Linked DNA regions of Homo sapiens: region 2 is linked to region 1. The links are chromatin contacts, found by Hi-C or POLR2A ChIA-PET in ENCODE. All regions are on one chromosome and are shown on one strand. Each heading gives the region's core, a stretch centred on a gene start or an enhancer-like site at or near the end of the contact. The rest is flanking DNA. Distances are from core to core; before and after follow the strand shown.

What was found. A loop is a pair of places that touch in the nucleus more often than their neighbours do. ChIA-PET counts read pairs that join two places held with the same protein, here RNA polymerase II (POLR2A). Pooled maps may share reads with other maps.
Region 2: a loop to region 1 is called in a pooled map, with 5 times the contacts of the local background. The contact joins the promoter of WEE1 here to the promoter of RHOG in region 1. A Hi-C loop is called at or near these places in 1 of 50 pooled maps. POLR2A ChIA-PET finds 5 or more read pairs at or near these places in 2 of 52 experiments (B cell and activated naive CD8-positive, alpha-beta T cell).

What each region holds. Positions count from the first base shown.
Region 1 is chr11:3,838,592-3,845,197 of GRCh38, reverse strand. It overlaps RHOG (ras homolog family member G), which reads left to right and starts at 4,239. Exons shown (of 2, transcript NM_001665.4): 1 at 4,239-4,304. RefSeq lists silencers at 3,299-3,348, 3,389-3,658, 4,009-4,058, 4,109-4,498 and an enhancer at 5,899-6,098.
Region 2 is chr11:9,568,281-9,574,932 of GRCh38, reverse strand. It overlaps WEE1 (WEE1 G2 checkpoint kinase), which reads right to left and starts at 1,263. Exons shown (of 11, transcript NM_003390.4): 1 at 424-1,263. The coding sequence starts at 999. RefSeq lists silencers at 641-740, 1,031-1,240, 1,261-1,610, 5,867-5,936 and an enhancer at 1,185-2,037.

The DNA.
Region 1 (6,606 bases), core at 2,990-5,489:
ATATACATTGAATATTTATGAATATGGGAGATCTCATATGACTAATCAAAGGCCATACTGTGTTACAACCATCCTAATCTGTCTCCAAAACCTGTCTGTGATCTCTATTCTACCCCACCAAGTGCTTTCATATTATCTCACTTCTAAATGTCCAGGTTCAATGTCCTTGTCTCTCAGCTGCTTGTAAGCATACATGCACACCACCTACCAAGAACTCACCTATTCAGGGAAAGCTAGTGAGAGAGTAGAAAAAAGAAACAGCCCATTTGGGATTGTGCCCTCTTCCTACCCTCTTCAAGTCAGCATTTCTCCTCCTTCAAGAAGCCTTTACGGACAGCTCCACCTGTCCACCTGCTTCCCTTTCCTCTGGCCCTTCCCATACCTGTGCCACAAAAGTGTTTCCAAGTTACCTGGAGTCTGATTGTTCTACACATATTAGTACTTTATTAAAGCAATTTAACATTATGGATGTTTAGTGAAGGCAAATGTGTGCTCAGGCCTGCCTCTGTCAGGCCCAGTGGGTGGACACAGAAATGAATCAGACGCAACCTCAAAGGACTTATAGTCAGTGGGGGAGACAGATATTAGGCACAGATGCAATTTACTAGAGCACAAAGCATGATGACCTAAATGGTATTAAAGAACTATGAGCAACATGCTATATGCATAAACCTTAATTATTATTCTGAAGAGTGTATCATAGAAGATGAGAGCTCAAAGGTATCATCTAGTTCAACCTCTGTTTTCCAGTGGAAGAGTTTGAGACAGAGAAGGGTGGGGCCTAGCCTAAAATCTCAATCTGTCTGTCTGAGCCAAGACAGACTTCAAGTTTGTTTGTGGTTTTTTTTTTTTTGTTTTTTGTTTTTTGAGATGGAGTCTCGCTCCGTCGCCAAGCTGAAGTGCAGTGGCGCGATTTCGGCTCACTGCAACCTCCGCCTCCTAGGTTCAAGTGATTCTCCTGCCTCAGCCTCCCGAGTAGCTGGGGTTACAGCCATGCACCATCACACCCAGCTAATTTTTGTATTTTTAGTAGAGACGGGGTTTCACCATGTTGGCCAGGATAGTCTCGATCTTCTGACCCCATGATCCGCCTGCCTCAGCCTCCCAAAGTGCTAAGATTACAGGCGTGAGCCATTGTGCCAGGCCAGACTTGAAGGTTTTCTAAAGCCCAGCCTTGGACTTTTTCCTCCTCTTCTGATAGCTTCATATGCAAAGTCCTATACTTCATCAGACCATGAGATCTTTGAGGCTGGATCAGGTTCTCCCTCCTAAACCAGGGCTAGGCAAGCCCAAGACACTTACAGGCTCAGGAAATGCAATCTGATCCCAGGCTGCCAATCCAGTCTTTCAATCTGCAGCACCTAATGTGCTCCCTACTCTTATCACTATGTCCTTAAATTGATTTTCAAATATTTTTTGCAGGAAACTTAAAAACAAAATTAAACTCTCTATGCAGAATACTAGTAAATAAATCAGATAAAAAGCAAACCTTCTCTGGTTGAAGGGGAGAGAGTCCATAGCTCCACTGTTTTTCCTGTTCTTAAGTCCTGGGAAGGGAATTCTAGGAACACATATCAGAAACATTTCTTCTGGAGCTGGATGTGGTGGTGTGTGCCTGTAGTCCTAGCTACTTGAAAGGCTGAGGTGGGAGGATGACTCGAGCCCAGGAGTTCCAGGACAGCCTAGGCAACATAGTGAGAGTCCCATCTAAAAAAAAACAACAAACAAACCAGAAAAAACTTTTGTGCTGGGACATAATCTTTAATGGCGTCATAGAAGCTGCTTTAGCGTATGGTGTTCCTCTGAACCCTGTCATTTCTGGGGCTCACAATCCTTTCTTTATTCATGAAATACCAAGCACCCCAATGTCAAGTGGTCCCAATGGTGTATGGATGGGAATGAGAATTTCCCCTTGTGCCTCCTGCTCTCATGTCCTCCACAAAGAGGAGTTTGTCTGAAGGGCTACAGGGACCAGACCGAAGAGGAGACAAGAGACCCAAACACTGCCTGGCAGGTCAGGGGAGGCTTCTAGAGAAGGATCTTTGAGAAAGACTTCATCCACACAGTCATTCACCAGCCTGAATCTGATAAAGCCTCTGTTTTTGAGGATGATACAGTAGCCACCAGCTACACATGCTATTGACCACTTGAAATGTTTCCAGCCAAATTGAGACAAATTGTAAGTATAAAATACACACCGCATTTCAAAGACTTGGTACAAGAAAAGAATGCAAAATATCCAGTTAATTTTTATAACCAGTAATTTTTATGTTGATTACCATGCTAAAAGATAATATTTTGAGGCCGGGCGCAGTGGCTCATGCCTGTAATCCCAGCACTTTGGGAGGTTGAGGCGGGCAGATCACGAGGTGAGGAGTTCAAGACCAGCCTGGCCAACATGGTGAAATCCTATCTCCATTAAAAATACAAATATAAGCCAGGCATGGTGGCACGTGCCTGTAATCCCAGCTACTTGGGAGACTGAGGCAGGAGAATCATTTGAACCCAGGAGGCGGAGGTTGCAGTGAGCAGAGACCGCGCCACTGCAGTCCAGCCTGGTGACAGAGCGAGACTCCATCTCCAAAAAAAAAAAAAAAAAAAAAAAAAAGATAATACTTTGGCTATGGCTAAGTCAAATATAGTTAAAATTCATTTCGTTTCTTTTTACTTTTTTTGAAATGTCATTAATAGACAGTTTTAAATTACTTACGTGGTTCCTATTTATTTTTTTAAAAATATAAGTAGGCTGGGTGTGGTGGCTGACGCCTGTAATCTCAGCACTTTGGGAGGCCAAGGCAGGTGGATCAACTGAGATCAGTAGTTCGAGACCAGCGTGGCCAACAGGGTGAAACCCCGTCCCTACTAGAAATACGAAAATTAGCCGGGTGTGGTGACATGCACCTGTAACCCCAGCTACTCGAGAGACTGAGGCAGGATAACTGCATGAACCTGGGAGGCAGAGATTGCAGTGAGCCGAGATCGTGCCACTGCACCCCAGCCTGGGTGACATCGTGAGACTGTCAAAAAATATGTGTGTGTTTGTGTTTATAGAGACAAGGTTTCACCATCTCTGTAATTACAGGCAGACGCCACCGCGCCAGACTCTTAGGGTATGATATTTTTAAAAGATATTTGTTTAGTGTTTGAGATACGCATTGACAACAGGTCTTTTACACCCATTCTCATGTTATCTTCAAAACTACGGGGTGAAATATAATTATTCTATTTTACCAAAGACAGATTTGAGGCTCAGAAAGGTTAAGCTATTTATTCCTGGAATCAATCCGTTTATTTGAAAAGCTTCTGGAAGACAGGGATCCTGTCTTAAACGCTGTGTTTCTTCACAGCACCTAGCACTTAGCTCTCTCCACGTGGTAGGCGCTCAGAAACTTTGTGCTGAACGAAGGATATGGATTCTCAAGTCAAAGCTCCGAGCGCAAAGCCAGGGAGCGAAGCACCAGAGGGCGCCCATGAGCCCGCCCACCCGCGGGTCGCCGGGGCCCAAGCTGGACCTCAGGCCTGGGTGCGGCTCTTCAGCCCCAAGCAGCTGCGCGCCCCAGCAGAACAGGGGGCGAGGGGGCGAGGGAAGCCCCAAGTCCTCCGTCCGCCCCGCCCCCTCCCCAGAGCCAGGCCTCGCAGGGCTGCACGGTGCTGAATGACGACTCGACATCCTGTTTTTGGGGCCCGCGGCTCCGCCTGCGCCTCTGCTGATCTTGTCTTTCCCTTGGGTGCTGACGCCAGCTCCTCTTCCCCCCGAGTCTCCCCACCCTCCCCAGGGGTCTGGGGCCTTCCCACTGCTGAATCACCACCACCTCGCACTCCCCCGGGGCTCAGGGCAGGGGCGGGGACTGCCCCAGCCTCGGCCACCACTCTATCCCTGGGGTTGACTGAAGGGACCAGGCCCAGGGGCGCCTTTCTCAGCATCTTCCCGCGGAGGCTGGTGGGGGCGGGATGGGGGGAAGAGGACGAACGCCTAGCGCCCAGGGTAGGGCCTCCAGGGGTAGGGTGGCCAGGAGGAGGCGGAGAGACTTGACCTTGGGAGGCCTGACTTACTGACCGCAGGGGCAGCGGACTGGGAGGGGAACGTGGCAAGCCCGGGACTGGGCCGGGGGCGAGGCTGGGGGCGGGCCGGGGCTGGAGAGGGGGAGATCGGCCCTCGGACTTCCTGGTCGGGCCCCGCCCCGGCCCGCCCCGCCTCGCCGGCCCGCCCCCCCCACTTCCTCCGGCCTCCCGCTCTCACTTCCTTCTCGAGCCCGGAGCCGCTGCCGCCGCCCCCAGCTCCCCCGCCTCGGGGAGGGCACCAGGTGAGGCCCGGCCGGGGCTGGCGGGTAGGGGTCCGGGGGAGGAGAGCCCGGCCGGCCCAGGACTCGGCGCGGGCGCCGGCTCATGAGTTTGCTGGCGGAGGCCGCGGGCGGGAGCTTCTCGGTTCAGTCCAAGTAGGGCGGGCGCGGCCGGCCGGGCGGGGCGGGAACGGGGCCACTGCGAGCCGGCGGAGGCTCGGCGAGGGTGGCTTCCCGGCGGCTGTACCGCCTCTAGGGAGCCGAGAGGGACCCCTGAGGTCGGAGGGTCCCGGGCTCCAAGATAAGTGTCTCTGAAGTGGAAGAGCTCAGAGCTGGGAGATCGGACGCAGGTGGGGTGTCCTCAGAAGTTGGTGGGGGGGGTGTTGAGAAGTGCGTGAGGGGAGAGGGCTTCTGGGCTGGAAAAGGCGCTCCCTCTGCTCTGGCAGTTGTGACACTTGGGGTGAGAGGGGCGGTGTCTGGGGCCTCCGAAAGCTCTCTCCCTGTCAGATGGATGCTAATACAGACCCACACTCGGTCTGCAGCCCCAAGGCCCTCTGCACTCAGGAGGACCCGGGTTGGGTGGGGGAGCCCCGCCGACCCCAGTCGTTGTCTGTATGTCTGTTTTCCTGAGTCCCGACCTTACCTGGAGCCAAGCAGTAGGTATTTAGTGAGCAGACGCTGTTCCTAGCTGACCAGAGCCTGGCCTTGCTCTTTTGGGAGTAACTTGGTCTTGCCCTGTAACTGGAAGTGGAAGGACTCTCATTCAGAGGTACTGATAGTCCCTGACAAGTTTTTGTTGTGTCTTTTGGGGACAATTGAGAACCATCTCCTAGTGTTCCTCTTCATTCTTAGTCCCTGAATTATACACATGCTCCTGTCGTCTCCCTCCACACCTTCTTTAGTTTCTACCCACAAATCCGCCATCACTCTCTTCTCATCCCTTCCAGTCTCTTTTCCTCCAAACATACGGTCATACCTAGGCCTTGACCTGTCTTCACCTACCCTGCCCCATGTTCGTCTTGGTCCTCTGCAACCTGCCCCATCCCTTCCCTTCCCAGCTCTGGCACCCACACACATGCACCTCCTGGTTTCTTCCATCACCCCTCATTCCTTTTGAACCCTCAGCCTGTCACCCTCTCTGTATCCTTCCCTCCCACCCACTTATCTCCAGCTTTGGAATCAGTTGTTGAAGACTTAGTGAGTTCTAGAGTCTTTTCAAACCTCCCTAGCTTGGAGAGGCAGTCTGCAGCCTCCCAGTGATAGAGACGGATTAAAGAGCTGGAAAGCCTGTGTGTGTGTGTGTGTGTGTGTGTGTTTGCGTGTGTGTTCGCACGCGCGTGTCTGTGTATCTACATCTTCATCTCTTAGAGATGGATTAAAGAGATGGAAAGCCTGTGTGTGTGTGTGTGTGTGTGTGTGTGTGTGTGTGTGTTCGCGCGCGCGTGTCTGTGTGACTACATCTTTATCTCTTACAGACAAAATAACTGCCCTCAGCCTTGAGAGGGCCCAGAGCAAGGGAAGCCAGCAGAATGAAGGGAACCTGCAGTGAGTGAGGTTGTGGTTAGGCAGGAGGAAGCCGTTTGTAGCAGTCAGGGTAGGGTGACACAGGAATAAGACTTGTAAGAGAGGCCGTGGGAAATCAAAATCACCCCAACCCGTGGTGCTTGACCAAGAGGCCAGGCCTAGAAGCCGGAAGACAGCCTGAAGGTCCCTGACTCCATTACCTACTAGTTCCAGCATCACCTGGTGGAAAGAATGGGACCAGCTTGGGTGTGATGGAAATAAAGGGAGGAGGCAAATGCAGGATTCTGGAGGAAAGACTGCAGCTGGTCTAACTTCGGACTTAAGAAGCGGCGGAGGCAAAAGTGTCTGCTCCTTTCCTGCTACCTTCTGGGGCCTGCCTAGGCTGGGTACCCGCATGCCCTGATCTGCATCAGGGCCTTAGTGACCAGGAAGCCCTCTGGAGTTCTACTGACCCCTCTGCCTTCAGGCATCCTTAATACTCCCCATCTCACCTAGGACCCTATTCCTTCTCAGGAATTCCTCCCAAATTTAACTTCAGTCCATCCTGGCTATGGAGGCTCTTGTTTCCACTCTAGAGCTCCATCCTCAAGCTTTTGGGGTGCATCTGAGGATCTTGCTCCTGTCTACCTCCTCTAGTCATCTGTATTCATTTCTCTCCACTAGAAAAAAAGAGAAGTAGAGGGGAGTAAGTGCTACAGCTAAATTTAAGGGCTCTCCCTGTTCCCCATTCTGTCATCTTCCCATGTCACAGTCGTCCCTCTCCCATGAATTGTTCTTCTTCCAGTCCTGCCCTTCCAACCAC
Region 2 (6,652 bases), core at 14-2,513, 5.7 Mb before region 1:
GCCCGCGCCGCCCAAATTACAGGCCCGATCGCCGCGTTTAAAAGGCATCCTATGGCTCGGGAGTGTCAGGTGGCCGGGCCGGCACCCTCCAGCATCCTCGCGAACCGCGTTATCGGTGCCGCACTCGGGGCTGACACGCTCGGGGCGGCCCGGACTCAACGGGCGGCAAATCCTTGGCCACCCGGACGGGCCGATCGGCCCCTTTGTAAGATGAAGTTCCAGACGAGGCCCATTGTTCAGTTACATAATCTCAACGGACAACCTCGGGGCAGGGCCAAACACAAGGGCTGCCAACTTTGGGGGGCGGCGCAGGAAAGCGAGGGGGGAGCGGCCGGCCGCTTCTGTAACCGAACCCAGGCAGCGGCGCTGGCCCCTCCGGCGCCGCGGCCCCGGCCGCCGGGTGCCCGCGCCCGCCGCTCTCACCTTGGGCGTGTGCGGGGTGTCGAAGAGTCGCAGCTTGCGGAAGGTCTTGTGTGGCGGGGTGCCCGGGTGGTCCGGCCGCGGCGAGCGGCGGCCTTCGCCCGCCCGGCGCGCCCCGCAACCCCGCGGCGACGCATCTCCTGGGCCGCCGCAGCGCACCGGCGAGAAAGAGCTACCCAGGAAGTAGGGGGCCGCCGGCGACTTGACCGGCGACGAGGAGCCGAAGCCCTCCTCCTCCCACGAGTCGCCCTCCGCCCCACCGCCCGCCTCGTCCGCGCCCGGGCAGGCGCCGGGCAGCAACAGGTCCTCCTCCAGCTCGCCGGGGCTGCCGGGGGCCGGCCCGGGCGAGCGGCGGCGCTCGGGCCCGGGCTCCGTGGGGCTCCGCGCGGGCGGCAGCGGCGAGTCGGGCTCTTGAAAGGCCGAGTCCTCCCCGGTGCTGTGGCCGCTGCCCTCCTCCTCCTCCTCTTCTTCCTCCTCCTCACAGTCGCTGCAGGGCGAGAAGATCAGCTTCTGCCGCAAGGTGCAGGCCGCCCCGGCGCGGCGGGGTGGCGGCGGCTGCTGTCGGCTCAGGAAGCTCATCGCGGCCCTGGGGACGGGGCCGAGGACAGGAGAGCGGAGGCCTGCGGGGTCCAGGACACTGCGGGCCTGGGGGCGGGTCCGCCACGTGCGGCTGGGCGCGCCTAGTCGCAGCCGCGGCGTCTCTGCGCGGCGGCGGCCTGCGGCTCCGGGGCGCTCGGGCTGCGGACGGTGGCGGCAGCGGCGGCGCGGACTTTCCGGCAGAGGCGGGGCGGCCCGAGCACCGAGGCTGAGGTCTCCTCAGGTCCAGTCTCAGGTTCGGGCTCCGCGGCTTCCCGCGACCGTTAACCACGTGAGTGCCCAGTCCACCAATCCCAGTGCAGCTCCGGGTTTGAAAAAAAAAGGAGGGCGCGACGTAGCCCGCGGGGGAAGGACCAGCTACGCGATTTTGGCGGGAACCCGCTGGCTCCACCCCCGGCTCGGCGCCAGCCAAGTCTGGGCGGGCTGTGGTGTTCCGGGCCTATGAGCGAGCCTGGGGCGGCGGGGGGCCCGGCCCGGCGCCGCCCGAACACCGCCCGGACGGGGCTGGGCCTTCTGGGAGGGGCAAAAGAGAGCTGGATTCGCCTAAGCCGACCCGAAAGCCGGCCTGGACGCACCCCCCTCGCTGCTCCTCCGGTGCTGGGGGATCTGAAGAGGGGCAGGCGGCCGGGCAGCGCCTCCGGGTCTCTGCGAGCTGGGAAGAGCCAGGGACCGAATGGCCTTCGGCCGCTGCCCTCGGAGGCCGCTTCTTGCCCCTCGTCCCCTGGGGCGAGCCACTGGGGCGTAGTGGGCGTGGCAGTGGGCAGCCACGTTCAGGGTCGAGGTCTGAGCCGGAAATGGTGACTCGGGCCTCGGGACCTTTCTGAACTGCGGGAGCCGATGTGCTTAGGCTGGACACTGGCTGGGAGGAGGCCTCCGAGCCCCATTATTTCCCCGGGGTGGGTGACTGTTAGGGGCGGGTGTCAGCACAGCGAGAAGAGCTCTCCCAAGCAGGGGTCCACCTCTGCCGACCTTGTCCGCGGCCAAAAGAAACAGCAGCACAGTTGCCCACCACGAAACCAAGTGCCCGGCACACGATCTCCGTGTTTACATTTGTTCGCCAGCACGTGGGCATGCGTTGGCAAAACCGATTGGCCCGGCTCGCGGCAAACTCAAACGCAATTTTAAAAAATTTCCCTAGTGCTTCGTTAAACTGATTTAATCTGTCCCTTAATGCACTTACACGTTTCTTCCAGTTTTCTTTTTTCTTTCTTTGTTTATTTATTTTTTTTTTTTTTTCTGAGACGGGGTCTTGCTCTGTCACCCAGGCTGGAGTGCAGTGGCACGATCTCGGCTCACTACAACCTGCAACCTCCGCCTTTAGAGTTCAAGCGATTCTCATGCCTCAGCCACCCGAGTAGCTGGGATTACAGGCGGCTGCCACCACACCTGGCTAATTTTTGTATTTTTAGTAGAGACGAACTTCCCAATGTTGGCCAGGCTGGTCTCCAACTCCTGATCTCAAGTGATCCGCCCGCCTCGGCCTCTCAAAGTGCTGGAATTACAGACGTGAACCACCGCTCCCGGCCTCTTCCAGTTTTCTGTTGTAAACAACCCCGTGGTGTATATGCTTCCTTCTCCATGTTTTTTGTTTGGTTTGGTTTTTTTCGACACGGAGTCTCGCTCTGTCGCCCCAGGCTGGAGTGCAGTGGCGCGATCTCGGCTCACTGCAGCCCCCACCTCCCGGGTTCTCGGGTTCCAGCGATTCTCCTGTCTCCCGGGTAGCTGGTATTACAAGCACATACCAGGCCTGGCCAATTTTTGTATTTTTACAAAATGCAAAATACGGAGTTTCACCATGTTGGCAGGCTGGTCTCAAACTCCTGACCTCAGGTGATCTGCCCGCCTCGGCCTCCCAAAGTGCTAGGATTACAGGCGTGAGCCACCGCGCCTGGCCTTTTTAAAATACTCTTTTGGATACCTCCCTGGAGTTAGAATTCCTCAGTCAAAGGATATAAACTGGCAAACTCCCCCTCCAGAAACACAATACATTCTCACTAGCAGTGGATTAGAGCACACTCTGTGAATTCAGGACATCAGTGGATGTTCGTTGATGTGGTTTTGTTGTTTTGATTCATATTGTTGAACAGTTGTCATGGGTTTAATGATAATTTACATTTATCTCTATTGCCTATTTTTCTTATTGTTAGCACTTTATGCATATTAACACTTTGTCATATATGTTGTTCTAATGCTTTTCAAAGGCTAAATAAACTCAAGCTGAATTTTTCTTGAAACACACGGTAGTACTTAACACATCAAATCGGGAATTTCCTGAGATCACACAACTGAAGACACAGTGAAGGATCAACAGCTGTCTTTTCTCCTAACATTTGCTAACTGGTGTATAAATGTGTTTTTTATATGGTCATGCAAACTTAATTTTAAGCTCTTGGAGGACAAGAATTCTAGACTTGTATAAGGAGAGTTAGTCAATGATCCACAGTGGCCAAAGCCAAGGAGTGATTTTCAGAACCCTTGCTCCAACACTTCCCCTCCTGCCACTCCTTTTTTTTAAATTTTTATTTTTCGAGACAGGGTCTCACTCTGTCCACCCTGTCTCAAAGTGGAGTACAGTGGTGCAATCACGGCTCTGTAGCCTCGATCTCCCCAGGCTCAAGAGATCCTCCCACCTCACCCTCCCAAATAGCTGGGACTAATGATGTGTGCTACCACGCCCAGCTAATATTTGCATTTTTAGTAGAGACTCTGTTTCACCATGTTGCCCAGGCTGGTCTAGAACTCCTGGGCTCAAGCAATCTGCCCGTCTCCGTCTCCCAAAGTGCTGGAATTACAGGCATGAGCCACCATATTGCCCAGGCTGTGGGCCCCCTCCTGCCACTCCTGATGACAAATATAATTATTTGATATAATTGACATTTTCTCAATTTATTATGAAGCATAAATAAAAATAGAGAACCCTACTTTTATCGATCTGTAACATAAACTGCATGTGAAAATAGTGTGCTTTCTAAGTAAATGGGACTTTAAAGCCCTTTAGTTGCCTCTCCACAACTAGACTGATGCTCCTAAACTCCTCCTATGTAAGAATTCCGTATCTCTGTTCTCACGTCCCCTCCCTCACTCTTTGCTCTTTCACAACACCTGGCTTTATTTCCTTAGCAGGCTTATTTCTATCTCAAAGTACGTTGTTAGTTTATTACTATCTCCTTCTAGAAAAATAAGGTCCCCGAGGGTAGGGGACCCTTGTTTATTGCAGTATTCTAACGTGGATTAGGCGTTCACTCCCTTGTGAGTGATAAAAGAGCCCTTATTTAAATAATTGTTGGTTTATTCGCTTCCTAAATTGGCACATTTGCAGATAAGTTTGCCTATTTAAGATTTTGAATCGGGTGTGGTAGTTGTTCACACCTGCAATCCCAACACTTTGGGAGGTCAAGACAGGAGGATCACTTGAGGCCAGGAGTTCAAGACCAGCCTGGACAACATAGTGAGACCTCACCTCTACTAAAAATTTAAAAATTAGCTGGGCATGGTGTCACATGCCTGTGGTCCCAGCTACTCAGGAGGCTGAAGTGGGAGGATCCCTTGAGCCTGAGAGATGAAGGCTGCAGTGAGCTGTGATTGTGCCACTGCACTCCAGCCTAGGCAGCAGACCGAGAACTATCTCAGGAAAAAAAAAAAAAAATTGAACAGAGATCACCACTCTAGTACTCTATTTAATGCAAGATTGTAGAGGTAGCAGCCATCACACTTCCTATTTTTCCCCATGGTTTTTCCCCACTCCAGTAACAAAAACTTAAATGGTACAAAATTCTCCCACCTATCCCTTCAAATCCCAGCCCAGTTCCCCTTCCTGAAGGTAAACACTCTTAACAATGTTTTGTTTTGTTTTGTCAACTCCTACTTTGCCACCTGTCTGCGTCCCTAAATGGGAGGTCTTTGAAGTAGGCTAAGGCAGGCAGAAGGGCTTGGGTTGTGGATGGGAAGGGAAGAGTTCTTGGTCCACAGACCCAGGACTTTGAAGTCCTCACACAGAATCGAAGAGGTAAGTTCACAATAAATGTGTAGAATGATTGGGGGAAATAATTTTTTTTTTTTTTTTCCTTGAGACAAGGGTTTGCTCTATTGCCCAGGCTGGAGTGCAGTGGTGCGTTCACGGCTCACTGCAACCTCCCCTTCTGGGCTCAAGCAATTCTCCCACCTCAGCCTCTTGAGTAGCCAGGACTACAGGCAAGTGCCACTACACCTGGTGAATTTTTGTATTTTTTGTAGAGACCGGGTCTCACCATGTTGCCCAGGCTGGTCTTGAACTCCTGAGCTCAAGTGATCTGCCTACCTCAGCCTCTCACAGGGTTGGGATTACAGGTGTGAGCCACTGCACCTGGCTGAAGGAATTTTTTTTTTAAGTTGAAACCAAGACTCAGTGCTAGAGCCATTTCCTCTGTGAAGCCTTTCCTGACTCTCCATTCCCTACTCCAGACTTTCCACCGCACCCAGCACGGACTATGTAACACTCTTACTTTGTTTACTTGTCTGGTTTTCACACTGCCCAGGGCAGGGTCCAAACTGTGTTTGTCTTCAGAGCTCCAGCAACCAGCACTGTGCCTTGGCCCCTGAGAAAGTGCTTAATAAATGTTTCTAGAATAATTTAATGAAAATCCAGTGATCTTTAAAACAAAAGTGCCAAAATAACAAAACAAAACAAAAGTGAGAAACCCAGGCCCTGCCTCTTCAAGCTGAGAACATGGCACAATATTATGGTTTAACTGTAGCAACATCCTAACTGAAATTTTAAGTGACTGTTCTGATTTTTAAAATTTCACGCTCCTCTGAGTAAAGCACACACTGTACTGGAGAGATGGGTTACACCCGCCTGCCCCAGGCCGTATCTAATTCAAATTTCCAGTTCCTTTCTCCACCCAATGTTGTTTCTAACTAATGTTGCTAGGCAACTTTTGCAGAATCCACATGCTTGTGGTAATGTTGAAAGAACTGAGTAAAAATCTTGCCTCTAGCTTCTGGGATAACAAACCTAACCTGTTTATCCTCTTTAGATTCATGACTTCGCACGTAAAGGGCTTTAAAACTATTTTCAACCCATTCACCTTCCTTGGCAACAAAACAAGCAAGATTCTTCCCATGAAGATTTAAAACTGAGATTTCTAAATCACCTTCTCAAGTATTTTTAATACATATAGCACATGAATATGCATGCATATTCCTATTAACATGAGCCTTGCACTTTGAATGAAATCCTTCAGAACTAGGAACTAACTTTTCTCAGTGATGCAAAGCCTTTAGGAATGTTTCGTTAAGACTAGTCAGCCGTTAGCGAAAGCTGAATCTTTTCTATTAATATGCTCTTTATTCTGGAGAAATAATCAGTTTCTCTAAGGACCCTACTCTGATAGATTTCTAACTTTAAAAAAAAGACACATTAGTCAAATGTCAGTTTTTCACTTAAAAGACAAATAATACGCTTAAAGAGTTCAACTTTCTTCACCTTCCTTGTTATCTTTACCTTTCTCCTTATGCTTGTTCTCACAGCAAGTCTCAATTTATTTCAACCCAGCTCTGTTACCAGCTGCCTATTGGCCTCAGGAATACAAATCTCAGGCTAGAACGTGGTAGCTCCTAGATTGCTCCTGTTTGACTTCCCAGCTATAAATTAGAT